3 separate regions of the Mus musculus genome follow, and all the other regions are linked to region 2. Evidence: chromatin loops called from intact Hi-C (ENCODE). Cell type or tissue: gastrocnemius. All regions are shown on one strand.

What was found. Peaks named below come from ENCODE experiments on the same cell type or tissue, not always from the same donor. Only the 100,000 strongest peaks of a DNase experiment are listed, where the experiment ranks them.
Region 1: a loop joins it to region 2, with 3 times the contacts of the local background. A loop is called at or near these places in 4 of 42 quality-filtered maps.
Region 3: it touches region 2 in a loop (3-fold over the local background); 17 of 42 quality-filtered maps call a loop at or near these places.

What each region holds. Positions count from the first base shown.
Region 1 is chr2:179,972,905-179,975,404 of GRCm38, reverse strand. The region is part of intron 1 of Taf4 (TATA-box binding protein associated factor 4); the gene reads left to right. Among named protein-coding and RNA genes, the nearest start is that of Taf4, 2.5 kb to the left of the region's middle. In gastrocnemius, no CTCF peak of the experiment used is centred here; DNase peaks (open chromatin) are centred at 288, 622 and 1,341; H3K4me3 peaks cover 1,459 bases; H3K27ac peaks cover 2,500 bases.
Region 2 is chr2:180,249,986-180,252,485 of GRCm38, reverse strand. No RefSeq gene overlaps it. Among named protein-coding and RNA genes, the nearest start is that of Rps21, 6.1 kb to the left of the region's middle. In gastrocnemius, no CTCF peak of the experiment used is centred here; a DNase peak (open chromatin) is centred at 1,030; H3K27ac peaks cover 440 bases.
Region 3 is chr2:179,916,069-179,918,568 of GRCm38, reverse strand. The region is part of intron 14 of Taf4 (TATA-box binding protein associated factor 4); the gene reads left to right. Among named protein-coding and RNA genes, the nearest start is that of Taf4, 59 kb to the left of the region's middle. In gastrocnemius, CTCF peaks have their summits at 1,074 (motif pointing left) and 1,579 (motif pointing left); DNase peaks (open chromatin) are centred at 1,076 and 1,551.

The DNA.
Region 1 (2,500 bases), 280 kb after region 2:
CAGCGCGCGGCGGGAGGCCGAGGGCGGGTGCACCAGGCTGCCCTGGCGTTCCAGGAAGTTCTGGGCTGCATTCTGGGACCGTGCCCTAGTCGGGTGGCCCGAGAGGCCGAGGGGCGGCCCCTGCCCAGGTGACCTGCCAGTTTTGAGGGCGTCCCAGTCCTGGAGCTCCCAGATCCCTCGGGGAACTCTGCTGTCCCATTCGGATGCTCTGGGCTACCACCGTATAGCCGAGGGGCCCTTCTCTCTCCTTCCTCAGGTGAGGTCAAGAGAGGGCGAACCGACTACTCACGGGCATGCTAATGAAGTCTGTGGAAGGCGGCATGGGCTTTCCTGTTGCCAGGGAAGCCGGTTGGGGACTCCATGCTGGGAGCAGGCGTTTAGTGGTCATCAGTGCCTGAAAGTGGACCCTGGGTGTTTTTTGTTGTTGCCATCCCTGGAGGTCAGTAGGACACTTAGTGCGTAGGGGTCTGCGGATGCAGGAGATCATGGTGATGTGGATTCTGGGACACAGGAGCTGTCTCGGCTCTTGCAGATTCCACACATGTTCTGACTCTGTTGTCCTCGAATTCCTAAGGGTCCCTTGGGTTTGTCGAGTGGCTCCTTTCCTCGCTTGTAGCCTGCTTTTGTTTGAGAGTCCTCTGCAGGAGTGTTCCCACAGAACCCTGGGCCGGAGCAAGCCCTGTGCGCTCCTCCGGTATTACACGGTGACATGTGCAAGCAGTAGTAGCAGCGCCGCCCGCCCGCCCGCCCGCCGCGGTGGCAGTAGTAGAGAATTAGAAAACATGCTGCTACTGTGTCCTCTCCTGTTTTCTTAAAAGTGGTTTGGGTCACGTTGAAAGACCTACAGCATCTTTAGAATTGGGTTTTGCTGTGGAAGTCAATGAGGATTGGGAAGGCTCATCAAAGGTCCAGAGATACCTGCCCTATCTATGGGGATATAGGACCCAGAAGTGTTTGAGAGGTTGCAGGGGCTGCCATGCTCTGAGGAGGCGCTGGGTGTGACATAAGGCCTAGGAACTGCAGATGTCTCTTGCCACACATCTGGGGTTTGCTGAGAAGTGAGCAGGGTGTGTGTGTGTGTGTGGGGTGGCTGTGTGTGTGTGTGTTTTGTGTGTGAAATTGAAATGCCTTGTTCATTATCTTCATTCTGACCTCTGGGTGGAAAGTATGGCTGATATTTATAGTTTAAGATGCATTTTGTGCTTGTAGTCTGCTGTTCGAAATGCCACAGTACTTTAACACGGACTTCCCCAATGCAAGTATGTGCCCACATTGTCCTTTTATCAGGAAAGCTGGCTTAGTCAGGTGCCCATGGCATCCTTCCATAGCAATCCTGGCTTACCCTGGCTCCTTTGCTTTTGAGTGCTGCACAAGTGAAGTCCGTCTCCCTGGGAGAAGGACGATGTCATTTGAAAAGGGCATTGGCTGCTGTCTGCACCACTGCTGCCTCCTTTTCCAGGTCAGGTTCAGAGTTGGCGTGTAGAGCAGAAGATAACTCCTTGGGGGAAATGTAAACATGTTCATTATTTGCACGTCTCTGCGTCTGCGTCTGCATCAGCCCCCATGCTTGTGCTGGAGAGTAGGGCAGAGTCTGGTGTGTAGCAGACACCCAGAGCTCTGCTTCAAAGTCCCACATGCTTTCTAAAAAAGAGAAAACTCACACCCATCCTCTGTACCCCTGGCTTCTGTTGCTGTTTTGATAAGGAGTGCTGATTGATTACCTTACTTTAAAAACACCCAAAGCTAAGCTAATGTTTGGTGCTTAAAACCATTACCACCAGTGCTAGAAAACCGACATCTTTTTAAACAAGACGGGGAGGCGTAGTCAGAGGATGCAAGCATCCTAGTTTTGTCCTGTAACTGCGTAGGCAGAACTTTTTCTAACTGATGTTCCTCCTTCATTGATAGCTTTTATAATAAAATATACTCAGGAAAGATGAAAATAGGTTCTAATAAAACGTTGTTTAGCCAATAGCAGCCTTTGCACGGTAAAGTGGAGAGAGAGGGGGAGGCAGGTTTCAAGGCTACACATAGGTGTCAAGTGGAATAGCATACCATTGGCAGTTGAGAGGAGTGTGAAAAGGGCTGAGTCCCTCCCAGTGCCCTCATGAGAGAGGTCATGCTGGGGGAGGGGAGGGACACAGGCTTCACCCTGAGGTCTGTGAGATCAAGTTTAATCTTCAGCATTCACCAGGAACTTCTAATAAGTACCTTGAACTTGTTTTTTAATTTCTTTTATTTTTTTAAGCAACCGGAGCCCCGATCTTCCCTGTCAGGACAAGTTTCTAAAGGGACTGGGATGTTACTGTGGTTGTGACTTGCTGGTGGTTTGCTGGTGCCAAAGTCTAAGTTTGATCCACAATGAGAGCTTTAGATAGTTCTCAGATTGCTGGATGGCAGGTGCACATGTCAGGAGGAGATAGAGGCATGTCACAGTGTGACTATAGTTGTCAAAAGGGCAGGTGAGAGAACCTCAGAGTTAGTGTGTGCTCTGGTGACT
Region 2 (2,500 bases):
CTACTCCCTCAGTCTTCTAAGTAGTTGGGATCATAGGTCCATGCCACCAAAACAGCTAGCAAAACAGACTTGTTTTGTTTTGTTTTGTTTTTACAAAGGGGGAGGCCAGGAGTGGTGACACATATCTTTAATCCCAAGCGGTGGATCTTTGTGAGTTCAAGGCCGGCCTGGTCTACATAGTGAGTTCCAAGCCAAACAGGCCTACATAGTGAGACCTGATCTCATAAATTAATTAAAAATTGGTGAGGGTGGAAGGTGGTACCAGGAAGAAGACTGAATCAGCAAAATGCTTTCTGCACAAGCATGAGGACCTGAGTTCAATCCCTAGAAGCCTGACGTGGCAACGCACACCTGTAATGCCAGGACTGTAATGTAAGGTCCCAGAGGCAGAGACAGGAGAAGTCCTGCAGCTTGCTGGTCAGCTAATCTAGTGACGCAGCAAATTCCAGGCTCAGCAGGAGGCTTTGTCTCACAAAGTGAGTCAGAAAGTGACTGAAAAAGCTACCAACCTCTGGCCTACACACACATACATCTACACACACAAACACACACATTCCTCTGGCCTGTACACAGATACACCTCTTGCCTGTACACACACACACACACACACACACACACACACACACACACACACACTGGCCTATACTTATGTGCGCACGCGCACACACACACACAGGCCAGAGGTCAGCTCTGGGTGTTGTTGAGACAGAGTCTCTCATGAGTTTGTATCTCAGCCAATTTAGCCAGTGAATCCCAGGGGTTCATCTGTCTCCACCTCTCCAGCACCCCAGCATGGAATTGCAATTCCACCTTCAGGGCACACAAGATCCTTTCTATAAAAATAATTTGATGCACAAAATTCCAGACCCCCAAAGTAAAGAAGTAAGTACCCCCCACTGGAGGAGCGGAGTGAGTTTCTTTCTCCGCAAGCCCCTAAGGATCTGCAGGAGAGGAAACTGCTCACAGCAGGTGCCATCCTGAAAGGTCTCTTCACACCCCCTTGTACTGTTCCTTGTCGCCACTAGGGGGCATCCAAGAACCATTCTGGAACAAGAGCAAGCTTACACGGTTCAACCTAGCCGCTTCCAGACTAGCTGAACTCCTTCACCTAAGAGACAGAACCTCTTGTAAGATCTCCAGGGTGGGAATGGGGTCAGAGGCCAAGTAAGGACCCCAAACTTCAGACGCTGTTAAGCAGATACCTCCCTGCAGAATCTCAGGCCTCAGAATTCAAGCTGCTGCTTCAAGGCAGTCTTTTCAGGCAGGGTTCCTGAAGGTCCTCGGGTCTCCTCCCCAAGAACACTGCTCTGCCTCAGTGAACCCCATGTGTCTTACATGATCTCGACCGCTTACACCACGCAGGGAATGTGAACAGTCTTGTATGATCTCAACCGCCCATGCCATGCAGGGAGTAGGGCTGGCTTTGTACTCTGTTGCTTTTTAGTTGTTGTAAAGAGGATGCTTTCTTATTCTTATTATATTTTACTTTTTTTTTTAAAGATTTATTTATTTATTATATGTAAGTACACTGTAGCTGTCTTCAGACACTCCAGAAGAGGGAGTCAGATCTTGTTACGGATGGTTGTGAGCCACCATGTGGTTGCTGGGATTTGAACTCCTGACCTTCGGAAGAGCAGTCGGGTGCTCTTACCCACTGAGCCATCTCACCAGCCCTATATTTTACTTTTTATTTATTTGTGGGCGTGTGAATGTATGAGGATGCACAGATGACATCACCATCATTATCATCACCATCATCAACATCACTATGATCACCATCATCAATTTTCTAGTTAAAAGGCTGGGTGGGCCGGGCGGTGATGGCACAGGCCTTTAATCTTAGCACTTGGAAGGCAGAGGCAGGCAGATTTCTGAGTTCAAGGCCAGCCTGGTCTACAGAGTGAGTTCCAGGACACCCAGGGCTACACAGAGAAACCCTGCTGTCTTGAAAAAGAAAAAAAAAAAGAAAGAAACGCTGGGTGGATAGATCCCTAGTCCTGGGTTGGTTACTCTGAAAGCCCCCATCATGTGCAGCTCTGATCTGGGTTATCGGGGTCTCTGTGTGCAGCACACCTCACTGGGTTCCCTATATCTCCTGAAGGCCCACCTCCATCCCATACGTGTAAACTGAGACTTCATGACAAAATGGGGTAGCTGTGTATGGGCCAAGTGCTGTGAGCTAGGTCAGCATCAAATGCAGCTTTTGAGAAAAGGATCCAAGTTGGGCAGTGGTGGCGCACGCCTTTAATCCCAGCACTCGGGGGGGGGGGGGGGGGCAGAGGCAGGCAGATTTCTGAGTTCGAGGCCACCCTGGTCTACAAAGTGAGGTCCAGGATAGCAGGATAGCCAGGGCTATACAGAGAAACCCTGTCTCGAAAAACCAAAAAAAGAAAAAAGAAAAGAAAAGAAAAGAAAAGAAAAGAAAAGAAAAGAAAAGAAAAGGGAAGGAAGGAAGGGAGGGAGGGAGGAAGGAAGGAAGGAAGGAAGGAAGGAAGGAAGG
Region 3 (2,500 bases), 330 kb after region 2:
GTTCTTTACACACGACTACTTAACAAGCTGACCAACAGCAATCAACAGCAACCAATAGCCCAACAACAACAACCAACTCTTGGCGGCCCTGACATTATATACCCTCTGAAAAGTTCCCAGAATTCTAAATGTCCCACAACTGTAGAAACCATCTGTAACTGGCAAAATCCTGCCCTTACTAGAGCACAAGGCAAACCATAGTTGCTGTGGTCAGTTTGAAGCAGCCCCACACCTGGGATTAAAATGAAAACATTCCTATAATATTTCTGTCTTTTTCAAAGAAACCAAAATTCTCACTACACAAGTAAGGCAGCCATTAACTTGTAGCCTCGCATGCACATGTGTACAGGCAGTGCACACACACCGGTGCATACACATTCATGTTTCTTTATCATCTTCTGTTTCTTTACCTGTACATGTAACTTTGTTTGTTTGAGACAGCAGCTCCTGCAGCTCAGACTGGACTTGAACTTGCTTTGTGACTAAGCATGACCTTAAATTCACTGAAACCTCCTTATCAAGTTTGGGGATTGCCAGCTTGTGCCACCATGACCCGCCCTGCATTCATTTTCATTTTTGTTGTCCTTGTTGTTTTGGTTTTTGAGACAGGTTTTCTCTGTGTAGCTCTGGTGGGAGTCATCATGCAGACCAGGCTGGCCTTGAACTCAGAGATGCATTCGCCTGCCTCTGCCTCTTGAGTGCTGGGATTAAAGGTGTGTGCCAGGATTCCCTGTTTCTTTACAGTTTTTTGATTGCATGGCTGGCCTTCAACTCAGTCTTTCACCTCCTAAGAGCTGGGGTAACCAGTGCTCACAGCCACTCCTGGCTTCTTTGTGAAGGCTGTTGTGCTTTGTCTGTGTTGTGGTTACTTTCATCCGTACACAGTTTGTGAATGTCCCTGGTCTCACTAATGTAATGGTGTCTTCTCTTCACACCTCTGCTTCCCTTCTCACTTGAGACCCTGTGAGGTTGGCCTCCTGGAGATGTTGCTTTTCAGCCCTAGGCTAATTGAACCTGTGTCTTAAGCGGTGTGGGGGAAGATGAAGCCAGCCTCCAGCAACTCAGCCGTGCTTCTTGCTGCTGCCATCCAGTGGTGGCTGATCACATTGTCCTGACCTGCAGGTTGGTTAAAGGCGAGGTGCCATGCTTTCTCTTGCCTTGGTAAGTTAATCACTGCTGTTGTGCCCTGGGCTCTCACTGTGCTGCAAGCCTTGGTTTGCATAGTTTACAAAATTCATAGCTTTTTGCATGACCTCCTTTCTGACCCTCATCACTCTTTTTTCCTTCTCTTTTCTGATTTTCCTTCTCTTCCTGGACTTGCTTAGCATTCCTTTTGTATGTCCTCACTGGCCTCTTCTGTCTCTGCTCTCTGTAAGGGCAGTGCTTCTTGCTGTGGCCAACCCTGAATGAGTGTAGCGTTCATTGCTCTGAACATCCAGGGCCTGTTGCTCATAGGCACAGCCTGCCCTTTGTTACCTCTGCTTGACTAGGAACTTGTCTGTGGGTGTGCTCTACCTCCAAATGTGGCACCTAGGTGTTGTGTTTCTTGTGGGGTGATGGCACCCTCTCCTGGCAGTACTGGGAACTCTTGTCTAGGTTGTACCACATCTTGCTGTGATTGCTCAGGACCTCTACTGACCCTATGGACGCTTGTTTTATAGACCCTGAACCCCCCCCCCCCCCATTTCTTCCCCTTCATTCCTCCTGTGTGGAAGGTTCTGTTCTCCCATCTGAGGACCCATTGCAGCCTGTGAGGCTCCTTTCTCACTGCCTGTCTTTGGACCACTTGGGTACATGTCCTAGGTTCCTTCCATCTCCACCTGTTGTGAGCAACCTTGCTGAGAGTGTGGTCATGCTACTGTAGGGGTGGCATCCTCTCTTCTAACACCTCTGGCTAAGCATGGGGGCATTTTCTCCCAGGGGTTTCATTAGAGTTTTGCACTGGAGAGGTGGCCAGGCTGTCCTGGTGCTGAGCCTTTTAGAATTGATGTCATTTCTTAGCAGAGTTCTAAGTGTCTATTAGTGTTCTTCAAATGTTTTGCAGGTGAGCATGGCTCATGTGTGGCAGTTCGCAGAAGTGAAGGCAGAGATGCGTTTGTAAGGATGGTAGCCATTGATAGGTCTGGTCCTAGTCGGCTGCTTTTCCAATACTATTCTAACCTAATGGCTGGCTAGGACAGTGGTGCAGATTCATGGTCTTTGAGGTTTTCCCAGAAACACTCACTCTGAGGTACAGAGCTCTAGCCTATTCCTGAAGTGGGACTCCTTGGTAGAGAAAAGAGTCAGACTGTAACTTTGTAACCCTGTGACCTTGGGGAGGAACTAAAGCCCAGTGCTTCCCTTAGGACATAGAACTAGCTACACAGACCCTGTGTATAGCAGGCTGGCCTTAATAGATGAAGCTAGATAGACAAGAAATAGACTCACTTTTTTATTTAGTTTTTTTCAATAGCCTTGGATGGGGCCAGGTGGGTAGCCACAGCAGTATAACCCAGGAGGC